2 separate regions of the Homo sapiens genome follow, and region 2 is linked to region 1. The links are chromatin loops, found by intact Hi-C in ENCODE. Cell type or tissue: ascending aorta. All regions are shown on one strand.

Evidence for each region. Peaks named below come from ENCODE experiments on the same cell type or tissue, not always from the same donor. Only the 100,000 strongest peaks of a DNase experiment are listed, where the experiment ranks them.
Region 2: it touches region 1 in a loop (4-fold over the local background); 18 of 110 quality-filtered maps call a loop at or near these places.

The regions. Positions count from the first base shown.
Region 1 is chr3:13,892,956-13,900,955 of GRCh38, forward strand. LOC105376957 (a long non-coding RNA gene) reads left to right here and starts at 2,629. Exons shown (of 3, transcript XR_001740602.3): 1 at 2,629-2,924; 2 at 5,348-5,401. RefSeq lists an enhancer at 2,740-2,879. In ascending aorta, a CTCF peak has its summit at 3,799 (motif pointing right); DNase peaks (open chromatin) are centred at 2,546, 3,086 and 3,794; H3K4me3 peaks cover 1,902 bases; H3K27ac peaks cover 1,510 bases.
Region 2 is chr3:14,199,204-14,207,203 of GRCh38, forward strand. LSM3 (LSM3 homolog, U6 small nuclear RNA and mRNA degradation associated) reads left to right here. Exons shown (of 4, transcript NM_014463.3): 4 at 1-1,919. Among named protein-coding and RNA genes, the nearest start is that of LSM3, 24 kb to the left of the region's middle. In ascending aorta, a CTCF peak has its summit at 4,436 (motif pointing right); DNase peaks (open chromatin) are centred at 4,448, 5,619 and 5,978; H3K4me3 peaks cover 542 bases; H3K27ac peaks cover 1,686 bases.

The DNA of each region.
Region 1 (8,000 bases):
GGGAGGTGGCAGAATATTACAAGGTCTGTGAATATTACAGACCTTGGCATTATAAAATCAATAGCACTGCTGGGTGCGGCAGTGGCTTATGCCTGTAATCCCAGCACTTTGGAAGGGTGAGGCAGGCGGATCACTTGAGGTCACGAGTTCAATACCAGCCTGACCAACATGGTGAAACCCTATCTCTACTGAAAACACATACAAAAATTAGCTGGGCATTGTGGTGGGCTCCTATAATCCCAGCTACTCGGGAGGCTAAGGCAGAAGAATCGCTTGAACCTGGGAGGCGGAGGTTGCAGTGAGTCGAGATTGTGCCACTGCACTCCAGCCTGGGAGACAGCAAGACTCTGTCTCCAAAAAATAATAAATAAATAAATAAATAAATAAATAGAATCAATAGCCCAACGGCAGTATGTTAGGTGTGAGCATGATAGAAAGTGTGAAGGACTTAATTTTCTCATTCTTCATAACAGGGAAAAATAAATGCTAGGATTTAAACATGTAATTTAGCGGGGAGATGGCCCCTAATCTCTTAATGTTCTCCACAAACCTGGAGTGATCTTGTAAAAAATACTCATTTTGCTAACAAATCGAATATGTAAAGTTAACAACTGCTTTTATTTCACTCAAATTTCCTTTCCTTTGGTTAAATTCATATGGAAATATGCTTCATGTATTTTATTGTTTAAATTGACATATACAGTATAATCTCATTTTAATAAAATTCCTTTCCTTCCTTCCTTGCACACTGCCTCTCTTCTTTCCTTCCTGTTACCCATCCTCCCTCTCTTACGTCTCCCATCCTTTCTTCCACTCCCACTCCACCTTCCAAATATATACCTAGACAAACATCTGGAATGATGTTGCCTAATATTAATTCTAGGTTTGGGGAACTAGGGTTTGTAATGATTGCCCTCCTCTCTCCATTTTGGCAACATTTTGCTATATAGCTTGAATGGTTTATAAAAGCACTTATCATTTTAATAAAGACAATATAATACTTTTTTCCAAAAAATTATTCGTATCAATTTTATGGGGTTCTCTTGAGCACTGAATGACATGACCAGGAAAGCACCTGGCACACTGTGGCAAGCACAAGTCCAAGATGGCCCCGAGATTTCTTTCCAGTGATGTACATGCCCTGTACATGCTGGTCCTTCTACCTGGAATGTTCTTTCCTTCTCCCTTTAGCAAATTTCTACTCATCCTTCAGGACCTAGTTCAACGTGAAGAAGTTCCTGACACCTACACCCAGCCAATCAGACCCTCTCTCTGGAGACTTAACGGGGACAGCAGAAAGGGTTAGCGTGCATTCACATAGCAGCAGTGTCCAAGGGTAACTGTTTAGAGGTCTTTGGCACCAAGACTACCTGGCACAGCCCAACTCTTGCTTTATTGAACCTTGTCTTCAGGCTTCCTGTATTCCACCACCTTCCCGGTATCCTTCCAACAAATTGTTTTTATTTAAAGTGGCTAAGTCAGTTTCTGCAGCTTGCAAGTTAAGTACCCAACTGTTGCCCTGTCTCCCCAACATTGAGTTCCAGGCCCTCAGAAGTTTGTGGAATGAATTGAAGTCATGCGGAGGGTCATTGTAACAGGCCATCCTTCCTGCGACCCAACCTCCTGAAGGATGGGACAGGAGACAGATACCTGTGCTGCCTCTGTGAGATGTCTGGAGCTGGAGGGCAAGGCACACACGGACAGTTCTTGCTTGCCAAGGAGCTCTGCCCATCTTAGGGAGGGGAAACGGCTCCAGAGGCTAGACCACGTGCTCAACGCCACACAGCCAGCGGAAAAAGCAGAGGGCCAGGCGTTTTTGCAAACATGCTGGTTTAATCCTCTGTGTGCGCCTCCATACACAGGGTCCTGACCTCGCTGTCCGCTCACTCGGGTGTCCCTTGCGTCCACACTCCGCCTTACACACAAAGGGCTCTCAACAAGTGCTCACTGGCCCCTAATCCTCCCGCCGGGCCCGGGAGAGCAGAATTAGCAACAGCTGCATTTTGCAGATGGGGAGACTCAGATGTGCGAGGGCTACCCCAGGGCATCCAGGTGTGATGTGGGGGTCCCGAGACGCGTCGCCAAGTCAAGATACCCCGGAGCTCAGTTCGTTCCTCAGCCTGAGCGGTGCCCACGATGATGGAAGACTTTGCAAGACCCCTCCTGGGTCGTTTCGAACCGAGCTGCCCTAGAGCTGTCGGGTAGGTGAGGGGGAGACAGGTGCACGAGCTGACCTCGTAGGTGACCGAAGAAGGGGAGGGAAGCAGGCCCGATGGAGCCGACCTGTACCCGACGCAACCCGCTGTGGGCCGAAACGGGAGCTAAGCCAGATGGAACAAACGACCCCCAACCCGAGCCCGGCGGGGCGAACAGGACATCCCGCGTTGTTCCACCTGCCAAAGAGGGCGAGCGCGCGGGCCGATCGGAGCAGAGCGAGAGGGCGGGGCCAAGCGGAGCGGATGGGGCCAAGTGGACGAGCCGAGGGAGTGGGGCGCAGCCGAAAGTAGCCGAGTGAAGCCGAACAGAGACGAGGCGCGGGTCGGGTGGTGCCAAGCGGAAATGAGTGGGGCCGAGCGGGGCAGGGTGGAGCCGAGCGGAGCCGGGTGGAGCCGAGCGGAGCCGAGCGAGTGAGAAGCCGGAGGCCGAGAGGGCCGGGCCGACTTGAAGAGGTGGGGATTGCTGAGGGCTGGTCTGTCGGCTCTGGAAATCCTGTCATACTGTCACTTTTGGATTCCGCCGTTTCCGTCCCAACGGAAAACTGGGGCTCCTGGATTCCCCTGACCCGAGTTGTAACCACCGACGAGAATCTTTTTCACTGGCGGCCTCGGCGTCGGCATTTTATAAAATGAGAGCGGGGAGGGCGGCCGAAGACGAGTGTGCGGAGCCTTAGGCCCCCCGCTCGGGTCCGCTTTTCGTATATTCGGGTAGGATCGGATGTGGTGTCTTCCGTTGAAGTCCCTCGGCTCCAGTTCACCTGGGAGCGGGTGGGGGTTCTGGGGAATGTCACTTTAAAGACTTTGCTTTTGGGGAACGGTCCTGGCGCCTCCTGTGTAGATGCTGTCACTTGAGGTCTAGAAAGGGTCAGTGCGTGACGCAACGGACGCCGGGGAAGCCTGGTCTGGATCCCGAAGTCCAGCTCGTTTACCTGCAACAGGCTGGAGGTCCCTGCAGCCTGGCTGTGAAGGAATTTTACCCGGGGGGCTGCGCCTCTGCCCTTACCAGGGCAACCTCACTGAGCCCCACTGTTTATATCTGTAAGATGAGGAAAGCGATGCCTTCCTCTCAGGCTGCTGTGCAGCTGGATGGGGTGGGGGCTCTGTATTTTGACAGTGTTATCATGTAGTCATATATGGAAAAAATGTCCTTTTATTTTAAAATAAAAACATTTAGGTACCAGGCACTGTTCTAGGCAGTGGGGATATAGACGTGAACAAATCAACCAGTAATGCCTGCATACATTCTAGTAGGAGCTGCTGATCCAGTGGTTTGGCACAAGACTTCAGGCAGTGAACATGGGCATGAAGCACTGAGCCCTTAGGTATCTGAGCCGTTGTCACCCACCGTGCCTGTGTGCTTACTGCTGAATTGCTCTAAAACACAGATCTGATCATGTGGCTTAGTTGCCAGCGCCTGTGAGATAAAGACCGTCAGGAGCGGGCCCTAGCCTACTTTTCCAGTTGCATCTCCCCATCCCTTCTGTAAATTTTCAGGAACACCTGGCCACTCACTCTTCCCAGTACATTCCTCTGCTGTGTATTTTCTAAGTGCTGAGCTCAATGTTAGACACGAGATGGCGCCAGAACTGTACTGAAGGCTTTCTCTAATGGCCGCGGAGTACTCCCCTACCTGTTAACTGGCTTGGTTATTGGAACCTTTAGAAAGCCCCTTAGCATTTGTTTTATAGACAGCCCATATATTTTTTAGTATAATTCTCAATGAATTTTATGTATTGAATAAATTTTCTAGATATAAAAAGGAAGGGGAATATTATGAAACTTACTGCCCCAAGGGTTTCGGTACCATCATCTACTCCTCAGAGAGCAAGCCAGGCCGTTTTACTCAGAAGCTCATTAAGGTTCCTAATTCACTCACAATCTCTTCCTACAGTGTTGTTGCCGGGATGCTTTAGGGAACTTGGCCAAGGTAGGGGAAATTCCCTTCTCTTGGTTGGGCTCTGATTTTTTAAACCAAGAATGATTTTTGTAAACCAAAAATTTGGGGAAATTTCCCCCAAAGTCCCATTTTCTCCCCAAGCTAGTATTAGGTAAAAATCAGATATTACCTGCCCTGGTTTCTCAGCAAAATTTATTTGAAATGTGTGAGATTGCAGGCACCTCCCCATCTGAGGAGAGGCCACGAAATGGAATTTCATCCAAAATTAAAACAGATGTGACCTGGTCTCTGCTGGCATCCTTTATAGATGAGTTTCCTACAAAGACAATCTGTTGGGGTGGGGAAAAATCTTAGAACGATAGAAGTAGTTAGTATTTCACCTCACTTTTTAAAATTTGTATTTGTGGCCGTGTAATGTAGTGTACACTATGAGTCAGTTGTATACATCAAGCCTGTGTTTTTCCATGACGAAAAGATTGCTAGAGGACAAATGCCAAGAGCTTTGTTGGTTTTCCCAGGATCTTCTAGCCAAAGGGGAATCACTGGAACCTGAAGGGACCTCTCTAGGAATGTCTTCTGTAGGTTTTGTCTTTTCACATCTCAGCCTCAGTTTCTTCATCTATAAAATGGTACTCACAATGCCTTCTTCATGGAGTTGTGAGAACACAGTGAGATCTTGTGTGTAAAAAGGCTTTGAAAGCTGTGATGCCGGGGCAGGATAAACAGGGCTCCTGTTAGACCACACAGCCATCTTTGGGCATGGTGGAAATGGCACCCCTTTCTCCTGGTGGATCCAAACCCGTGACAGGGTACATGACTTGGTGAGTTGAGCCTTACCGGATTTCAGTCCCACTTGCCCATTTGACCAGGCACCCTAAGGCAAAGTCTGCACAGGGTTGTGACAACACTGTGGATCAAGTCCAAGTTCATACAGAGGAGCCTACCCTGACTGCCTCTCCCCTTCCCACACCCTGTGTTTCTACCAAACTGAAGCCATCAGTGTTTTGAAAGCAAAAGATCATTTCACCCCTCTGTGCCCTTGCATGTACCTTCCCTTACTCTAGGTGCTCTTGGTGAACTCCCACTCAGTCGTTAAGACCCCACTTAAGCAAGTCTTCAAGTCTATCTCATTTGATAACTTCTCCTTTTATGTCCCTCCTCTTCTTCCATCTGAGTACACTCCTCTATCCTAGCCATGACGCAATTATCTTTTCTGTTCTGCTTCTTCTGCTAGTTTTGGACAAAGATGAAGAAACAAATCTAGAGACTGGATGACCTTGGATCTCAGGTAAGTCCATCTTCAGCATGTGAGCTTGTTAACACAGCAGTTTCTTGTGAAGAGCGGTCACTCTGGGAAGAAATTGCCAGACTGTGGAGCTGCTCAAGGCCAGACAGCATGATTTATTCACCTCTTGGTGCCTGGCTTGCACCATGCCCAGGGCCTGACTGTTGGGTGCTGGTAAGTAACTGTGGACTGATTTACTGACTGTGTCTCATAATTGCCTTCCTGCCCTAGCTGTGAACCAAAGCCGTGGAGATGAAGGAACTCTGGGAGTGAGTGAGGGAAGAGCAGTTGGTATACAGACAGGGTGTTCCAGCTGCAAGAGGAGGGGAATGCAGGAATTGTCTTTTAAATTTGTTATCTGCACCTGAACTACACGTATTCTTTATCCTTGTGAAAAATAAAAATAATTGCAGATTAGGCTGAAATCCAGCCTTCACAGAGGTATCTGCTGTTCTAAGTGGATCAATGTCTGCATGTGGTTTATATGTCTATTAGTATACATGCTAGCTGCAGTGCCAGAAAAGCTTCCAAATCTCAGTTGCTTAACACAAAAAAGTTTATCTCTTGCTCAACACACAGTGTGATGTGGTCGGGAGGTGACTCTGGGCAGCTGTTCCAGAAGGTGTCTCAGGGTCTAGGCTCAAAGTAATGCTCATCCCTTGCTTCTAACCTGTGGCAGGAAGATTGAGTGGGACATTTTAGGGGCTCAGCTAGAGGTAGCATATACTGAGTGTTGCATATTCCAACAGCCAGGACTCAGTCACACTGTCTTAAAGTAACTGCAAAGGAGACTGGGAAATGTAGTATTCTTATGTGGGGAAGATTTGTGAGCATCAAGCAGATCTTGCCACAATAGTCATGCCTATCAATAGGTTATATATTGTATTACATGATGGCATGAGTAGGCAGTAGAATAAAAGTGGTTGAATTTTGGATATACATTATTTTGGCTGTAGAGTAGGCAGGGCTTACTGATGGATATACATGGGGGATAAAGGATAAAAGAAACCAAATCTGATTCCTGAGTTTTGGCATGTGCAACATGGGGGTTTGTAACACTGGATTCTTGACAGAGAGGAAAAGAGACTTGGAGCAGGAAAAGTATTATTGGTGTTTTTTTTGTTTTGTTTTGTTTTGTTTTGGTGGGAGGAGTTCTATTTTTCCATTGTTAAGTTTGAATTGCCTATTAGATATTCATGTGGAGAGGTCTGCAAGCCACAGGAGAAGACAGGGAAGTAGATCTACATTTGGGAGGCATAGGCATGTGGACAATATTGAATGCCAGGAAGAGGGTGCAGATAGAGAAGCATGGAGAGCCTTTCTGTGAGTCCTGGGGCACATCAATATCTAGAGATGGAGCAGAGGAGAAGTCTATGACAGAGATAGAAAAGAACATCCAGTTAGGTAGATGGAAAACGAGGTAAATGTAATGACATGGATATCTGAGAAGAGATGATTTCAAGAAGAAAGGTGGGGCCACCTTGCATTGAAGACCACTAAGAAAGTGAGCAGGAGAGTGACTAAGAGGGAACCATTAGTTTTGGCACCATGAATGTTACTTGAGGCTCTCAGTGGAACCAGTGTCCTTTCCTTCAGATGCAGGAAACAGAAGCCAGTTGGATGCATTCTGGGAGAATAGGAGTTGAGGAAATGGAGGCAACAACCATAGATAGATACTTTTTATGACTAAAGAGAATGAGATGAAAGGATACCCACCCAGGGTATTAACACTGGTGGGCTCTGAGATATGGGATCAGGCTCATTCAGGAAAGTCTGTATATTGTTCTCATTTGTGGCCACTGAACTCTCTGTTTTGCTACCATGCAAATCAGCTATGAATTGGAGATATATTTTTTTAAAGTATAGAACTAAGACTCTTGGACTGCTGAGGGGCACTGTGTGTGTGTGTGTGTGTGTGTGTGTGTGTGTGTGTGTCTAGGCATGCTCTCAACACTTGGAGAGGCAGTTCATGACCCTGTCTTAGATTTTACTTCTGGCTCGTGCAGAGCTTCCTGGACAGCCTCAGGTGAGAACCTAGGGCCTTGTCATGTCTTTCCTAGCATACTTATAGTCCTGAGTATGCATGCTATTCCTATGCATGCTTAAAGCCCCCCATGGACACTTTGTTCCCTGGATTTTACTTTTTAAAAGCTTTTTTGGTTAGCTTGTTATTTGATCCACTCTTATCACTACCTCAGGCAGCTGCAGTATTAAACACTTGCCATTGATGATTTTTGATGAATGCCTGTGGAGAAAAGGCCTTTCACACTGCAGGAAATCTGAGTGAGGTAAAATAAAGAGAAGACCTTTGAGTGGCGCTTTCTTAGGAAGCTCCAGATTAAATAAGGACAGTTGTCTAGGATTGGGGTGTTGGATGTTTCAACCTGTTCTTCCTCTCCAGTAGCTGCTAGGTTGCAGATTTTAACTATGATTACTGATTTTTGATTTTCAAAGGTGCTGTGCAGTTGGGATAAAGTGAGTAAGAATAGAGCAATTTATATGCCAAAAGAAATGCTGTCCTTACCAATATTCAGCCATTTTCTTGAATAAATGCTCTCTGGATTATTATAAGATTTTGGTTAATTTCTAGAGTTCTGAAAGA
Region 2 (8,000 bases), 310 kb after region 1:
GTCTCAGTGACACAGTAAAGCAGAAATTGGCTGAAAGCAAAGCTGTTTTTATTTCTAGCTTCAGTCAGCACATAATGCTTAAAACCTAAAGAGGAAAGTAAAAGCGTGTTACAATCTCTCAAACTTTATCAAGACAGGGCTTAGAACCTGACATCCTCCGCTATGGTCATTCCATTTTGAAATGTAGAAAATCCAACTTGTGGATGGTTTGTCTGTAAATGAGCTGAATGTGTGTGCGTGTTCATTATCAAGCACGATATGCTCACAAATGCACAGTACTTTAAGCCTTGTGCAAGAAAGATGCTTTCAGTAAACATATTTAAAAGGTTTTATTTTCCTTACTAATGGTACATGCCCCTGCAAGTTCATGGAGAAGAGAAAAACAAGTGTGGGTGAGCTGATGGAGGCTTCATCTTAGGTGAGGAGGCAGGAGAGACACCCTCCCTTCACTTGTGCCATCCCCACGCTTTGTCCTTAAGCTGTAGTGGTCCCAGGAGATAACCTGTTTACAGCAGCCCATTCAGTATTGAAAAATGAACTCCCTCCTGCAGAATGTTAGAAGAAACAACCTCAAAGACCTCAGGCCGCCTGTGGTCATTAGTATGTGGCAGCAAGATTGAACCTGCCTGCCTCCTACCTGTGTGAGCCTGTGGTGTGGGTGTGGTACCAAGGCCCTGGCTCTGGGCAGTCTGTTGGCTCCTGGTGTTCACTAAGGCGTGGGGTGACAGGCCATCTGGCCTCGCTCTGCCAGTCTGCAGTTCTCCCCAGCACTGCATTCATTTTTAGTGGTTTCTGATAGTCACACTGAATTCCTGGACACTTTCTTCTCTTCATTCTTAGTTATCTTTCTCCTTTTTCTCCTGGAACTGATAGTTTACACTAAAACTTTTGGCTGTGAGGACTTGATTATACACATTTCTAAAACCCATGAACCTTAATATCTGACACTGTTACTCTCATATGCACACACAACTAAAACATACCAACCTACTTCATTTCCTAGCTGCTAAGATACAAGGGGAGGGACAATAAAAGGTTAACTGCAGAATAGCCACCTATGTGTCAGGAAATGGAGGGAGGGGAGGCAATGTGTGAGTCCTTTTGGAGCTGGGACTCAATCCACAACAGAGACAGCTCAAGCAGGGCCCTGCCATGGTCCACACTGAGGTTTCCTCTGCAGTGGTGCTGTCCACTGAGGGGTTATGGTGTGAGGGCCCCTGGGAGCCACGCCTTGGACTTCTGAGTCTGCAGAGCACTCGGCTCCAGCCAGCTGGATGGCAGGTGGTCAGTGGAGCTGGTGACTGGTGGTTTCTGCAATGAGGTGTCAGATTAGCCTAAGGGAAGCCTCTTCAGCAAGTATCATGCCTGGATCCCGGTCTTGGTTGTTTTATGAGAGGCCGATATGAATTGCCATTGCCTCCCACAAAGAAAAATGGACAAAATATGGGACCACATCTTTGAGATGAAATGTGCCCAAAATGAAAAGTAACTTGAGTATCCCAAGTTAAACTTAATCATTAGCTGCAAATGGACGATTTTCAAATTTCAAATAGTGATTTTTGAAGATTTGCCCAAACTAGAGTACTATCCCTCTTCACACTAAGAGGCAGAAAGTGGTTTCACACACCCTTTTATTTAATCAGCTAAAGTGGGTGCGGTGACACACACCTGTAAACTCAACCACTAAGGAGACTGAGGCGGGAGGATTACTTGAGCCCAGGAGTTCGAGATCAGCCTGAGCAACATAACAAGACCCTGTCTCAAATAATACTTAGCTATTACCCATATTGCTTTTAGCCTGCTGCCAGGAGGGGAGAAATGTTATTGTTTGAACAGATGTCAGATGTGAGTAATGCTCAGCTGTGTTCAATGTAGAAAATTAATAAAAGTTCCAGGAGTCATCCTGGCTAGATCAAGAAGCACAGTTGATGTTTCTCTGTCACTCAGCTCTGCTGAACTACATGGATTTCATTCGTGGGCAAGCTCTTCCCTGTAGCAGATGCAGACTTCCAGCCTACCTGCCCTCCAGCTAAAGTGGTCTCATCCTCCTTGCTTGGTCCCTGTGCCCATCTGTGGGCTGGTTTTTACGGCCATGAGAATGTGGGGCTCTGATTGGCCAGGCCTCAGTCACACGCCCATTTCTGGAACTAAGAGCAAGGTTATCCCCACCTGAGCTGTATGGTCTAAGTGCAGAAGGAGGGGTCGTTCTCTGAAGGAAACCAGAGGAAAGGGGAAATGGAGCTGGACACAATGCCTATTACACAGGAAAACTTTTAGTCTGCCCCAACTTATAGAAAAATCCCTTTGGTACTTTCCTATTAGTAACAAATTTCTTGGAACACACCTCAGACTGACACTATGACTTTAAGCTATTGCTCTGGAATCCAGGAGGTTCTGGAGCAACCTGTGTGGGGATCAGTATGGGTGGAGCTCAGATTTGTTGGCTGACTGGGCCTGATGGTAGCCCGAGTCCTCTTGAGGGGTCTAGGTAGGAGATCTGCAACACAAGAGGGCTGTTAAGCTGGGGGTAGGTATCAGGGGGTCCTCAGAGCTTCTGGGGAGGGCAGGGTAGTTGAACAGAGTGGACTGAAGAACACTAAGCCCCATGAGACAAATTGCTGCTTACAGGCAGAGACCATATTCACAACCCCTGGCAGAGGGCCTGGCCAAGAATTTGTCTTCAATAAATGTTAAATGAATATTTAAATGACAAGAAGACTAGTGCAACAGGACTTTGTGATCAGCACTGTGGATGGAAGGTTCAAATGGGAGTTTGAAAGAAGGTGAACTTTGCACATTGTTTTCCAGACACTTGTGGTTTCCTTCCCACAATTGGACAGTGTTCCCCGGTTTTTTACCCTCGTGGCCATCCTCCCCATTACCATTTACCTGAAAGTGTCAGTATTTGCCAACTCTAGATACCTAACTAGTTATTAATTTACATAGAAAACTAATACCAAGAAATGAGGAAGATAAGGCCAAATGCTTTAAATTCCTTTTAGATTCATTGCCCAATTTTAATAAACCAGAGCATGTAGGTTCTTATTTTCTTGGCTGCTTCTAGAAATGTCCTGGATGTGGAGGCAGCATGCCCCATTGCAGTTTCTGATATTGATTACTCCAGAGGAATGTTTTCTTGGTGCTCATCCCATCCACTTGCAATGCTGCAGGGATCTGGGCTCTGAGTGTTGACACGAGCCCCAGAGTGACCCTTAGTGAGGTGGAAAACTGAACATACAGGGTCTAGCAGTGCAGCGGGGTCAGAGAAACCTGGCTGCGAGTCCCTGCTGTGTCACGTACCGGCTAGACAAACAGCTTCTGTCCTAAGGTCAGTTGTAAGGGCTGGGAAGTGGCCCTAGAAGCAGGCTAGGGTGGTGCTGGGATGTTACTGCCAAATCACTGACACCAGGGTCAGAGGCACAGAGGTGGAAGGGGCACTGGGAGGCCACTCCTTCAGCTTATTCCAACTGTCCCTGCTCTTTTCCTCCCCAGATAGTTTTCAGGAGAATGGTGAATTTGAAATAACTTGATTTGTTCCATTGAAAGTTATTTTCAGATGTCCGCTATGTGCCAGGATCTGTCCACAGAGGCCTGAGCAAGACCAACTATGTGCACGATGCTAAGAGCTGGGAAGGACCTGAAATGGGTGAGGAGATGGGAGGTGACATGGTGTTGTGGGGGGTGAGGGGGAACAGTGCTCAGACGAGGTCTGTCTCAGCAGAGAACATTTGAGCGGACATCTGAATAGCAGGAGGGAACAGGCCCCAAGGGGATTTGGCAAAACAGCATTCTTCCAGAAACTGGAGGCCGCGCAGAGGCTCTGAGATGAGGCTTTTCCTGGTGGAGGGTCGGCAGGGAGGCCAGTCGGCATGGGAAGAGTGAGCCAAAAGTCTGAGACCTCGGAAGTCCAGGCGTCATTCAGCACCTTCGTTTCACAGAAGGGGATGAAGAGCCCAAGACAGTGAAATAGACTTGCCTGAGGCCACCGCGAGTCCAGGCTAATCTAGTTCTAAAGCCTAAATAAGGGCCACTGTGTGCCCCAGCTCCAGTGGTGCCGCTCATGCTGTAGCCTCTGGACCCGTGCAATGTGCTGCTCCTGCAGCTACACGGTCTCCTCCTTCCGATCACAGGCCAGCATTTCACCGTCCTTTCCCTTTTCGAAGGAAAGGGTCTTCTGAGTTCGCGGGTGCTATGGGGACCCTGCTCAAGCTGGTATTCAGGAAGGGGAAGACTGTGCTTTCCTTCCCTTGGCCAGGCCTCGTGGGAGGAGCACAGAGTTGGAAATCACACCCGTCAGACTCAGCTCGATCACCGTGTGCTCTGTGACTTTTGGCGAGCTCCTCGCCCATTCTGGGCTTCCATTCCTCACACGAAGGGAAATGCAGGGAGTTGTTTTTACTCCTGAACCTGCATGTCTTAGTTGCCAACACCAGGTGGTGCTGTGCTCTTTTGCTTTTCCACTTCAGTCCTTGCTTTGCAATCAACATGAGCTAATACTGGCCAGCGAGCTCTGAAATCCAGTTTGTGGAACTCCAACCCTACAATAGCTACATAATATGTAGGCCCCAGGGAGAAAGTTGTAAGGGAAAATACCATTCCCGTGGTGCCCATATCCTGCTGAACCGAGATCACCAACAAAGCCGCACTCTAGGTGAGATGGGTTTTGCTGCGCTGGCTCTGTGCACGTGGCTGAATAATGGGTGGACAGAGCTTTCTTTGCGGCCTGAGGCCAGATTCTGCCATCCTGTTGAGCAGATCCCTTTTCCTGCTCTTAGCCTTGGAGTCCTCATCTATACAGTGTCCTTTGAGCTTGAACAATGTGAGTTTCAGGAAAAGGACTCAATCACTCTGCTATTGATTAAAAGAGCCTAGGTTTGGAGTTCTTGGTAGCAGTATCTGAAAGCCGACATTGGTGTGTGCTAGGAAAAGCCTACAGATTTGGAGTGAAAAAGCCATGCATGTGAACCCTAGCACTGCTGCTTCCCAGCTGAATAACAGACTCCAACTCTCTGACCCTTAGTTTCCTCCTCTGTAAATGGGGATAGTGACAGTGCCCACCTCAGGAAGAAGGGCTGAGGATGAAAAGATGTCCATCAAGGATGGAGCTCAGGTCCTGCCATGGAGTCGGAGCTCAGGACATCTTTGATTCCCTTAATTGGGCCAGCAGCTCTAAATAAGATGCTTCTTGTCTCCTCCTGAATGCCTTTCTGAAAAGACCACCTGTAAATATTTATCTGTCTTTATAACAAGGATCCAAGCTGTTCTTCATGAATCCATAGTTTCTGCCTTGCTGAGTCTACTACAACATTTTTTAAAAATTTTTTCATCGATCTCTCCTTGCATTGTTTTTCCTGTATGACTTTTCCAGGCTGAGTTCTGCTAGAAACTGGGATGGCTAACAGCTGGTCATGATAAGGGTTTGGGAATCAGATGAGGGAACAGGGGAGCCTCCCCTTTGCAGCGTCCTCTGCCCTCCCTCTCTGTGGTTCTCAGCAATGTTTTTCTCAGTTCAGCTTCAAGGTAGAAGAGAAATGGATGAAACCAGCTCCATGAACAAGGTCACCCCGCCAATATCACGAGAAAATGACATCACTGTCAGCTTCCGCTCAGGAAAAACCTGGGACTTGAATAACCAAGGGAAAGGGCAGGTCATCCTCATGGCAGGTTGACAGAGCTGGTTACAGACCTCCCTGCCAGATATCAGGGCCTGGGAGTGTGGCTAAAAATGACCCAGGGACCACACCTGCCTCTGGTCAGTTGCCCCCGGCAGCCTTACCACCCTCGTATGCTCAGAACAACGGAATATCACCAATGGGGTGTTTTATTTCCTCTTTCCTAGAAGAAAGGTTACCAACTGCCAGAATCAAAATAGAACATGAACCGTGTCACTGGAATCCTGTCCAATCCAAGCACACTGATATTGTGCAATGCCCTTTGGGAGATAAAGCAGATAAGCAAAATCTCCAAGCTATTATCACACCATTGGACCTGGCATTGCAGAAGGCCTCTAGCCGGCCTCTTCTAGGCTTGTCATGTTTCTGCAACACTGTGTCGAGTGCTTTTTGTGCTCTAGAAGAACACTATTTCATAGATGAAACCAGGCGCAAAGCCTCACAGAAAGAATTATTTTGTTAAAGTGAATAGTTGTCCCCAACTTTTTCCATTTCCCAAGCTCATAGTTTTATACATTCTTTCTTTTTTTAAGGCTTGGCTTAAATTCTTTATTATTATTATTATTATTATTATTATTATTATTATTATTTTGAGATGAAGTCTCCCTCATATCCCCAGGCTGGAGTGCAATGGCGCAATCTCGGCTCACTGCTGCAACCTCCGCCTCCTGGGTTCAAGCCGTTCTCCTGTCTCAGCCTCCCAAGTAGCTGAGATTACAGGCACCTGCCATCACACCCGGCTAATTTTTGTTTTTTGGGGGTTTTTTTGGGGTTTTTTTTTGTTTGTTTTTTTGAGACAGAGTCTCACTCTCTCGCCCAGGCTGGAGTGCAGTGGCCTAATCTTGGCTCACTGCAACCTCCGCCTGCCAGGTTCAAACAATTCTCCTGCCTCAGCCTCCCAAGTAGCTGGGACTACAGGTGAGTGCCACCAGGCCCAGCTAATTTTTTTTTTTTTTGTATTTTTAGTAGAGATGGGGTTTCACCATGCTGGCCAGGCTGGTCTCAAACTCCTGACCTCGTGATCCGCCCGCCTCAGCCTCCCAAAGTGCTGGGATTACAGGCGTGAGCCACCGCGCCTGGCAATTTTTGTATTTTTAGTAGAGATGGGGTTTCTCCATGTTGGCCAGGCTGGTCTCGAACTCCTGACCTCAGGTGATCCGCCCACCTCAGCCTCCCAAAGTGCTGGGATTACAGGCGTGAGCCACCGCGCCTGGCAATTTTTGTATTTTTAGTAGAGATGGGGTTTCTCCATGTTGGCCAGGCTGGTCTCGAACTCCTGACCTCAGGTGATCCGCCCACCTCAGCCTCCCAAAGTGCTGGGATTACAGGCGTGAGCCACCGCGCCCTGCCAAATTCTTTATTATTCTTAATGGCACAACATAGTTTTCCATATGGTAATGAAATACCCACGCTGACTTTCCTGAGGAACAAGGAAAAATGAACAAATTGGAGAATTCAGTGCTTGGCAGGCTTGTCTTCATATACATGATGAATATCAGCCTTTCCTGAAGCTTTAAAATTCTCTTGGTCTAAGTTACTTTTCCTTGAAGGATCATTCCTGCCCCTTGACATCTTTGAGAATTGTTCAACATGTAAATGATGTGCATCAATTGATCAACTTACATTTTAGCTTCTTTATACTATCAGCGTATTTTTTTTCTGTCACTTTCGTGTTAGTGAAGTATAGTAGATATTTGTAAAAGTATTGTGACTATATATTTTTTAATTTTTATTTTTGATTATAGTAAAAAATGCATAACAGAATTTACCATCTTAACCATTTCATAAATGTGCAGTTCAGTACTGTTAAGTATATTCACAGTTGTGCAACATATGTGAAGTTTTCTTAAAGCAAAGCACTCCTGAATGTCCCTCATCCACAAGTCCTTCTCCCATGATGTAATACTTTATTATTGTGCCTAAACTTACCCTTCAGGGGTTTCAAAGCCTTGGACAGTAACTCTGAACAAAATCCATGGGCAAGATTTAAAGTATGGGGAGCACTTAGAGAAGGCTGTGAAGCTATTTCATCCTTTACTCATCACAAGCCAAACTGCTTTGGGTAGAAAGCGCTTGACTGACAGGAGGAGAGCTGGCCTTGAAACTGCTGGATGAAGGCCCTGGTGAAGGCCTTCAGATCGCATCACCCTATGTAAAGCCCTCTGGTGGCTGCCTGTCTCACCAGAGTAACAACCGCAATCCTGACCCATCTCACCGCCTCCTGATTCAATCCGCCCTGGTTTCTCTGGCCTCAACTCCTGTCCAGCCACACTGGCCTCCTTGCCATTCCTTGAAAATATCGAGCTCATTTCTTCTTAAAGGCCTTTG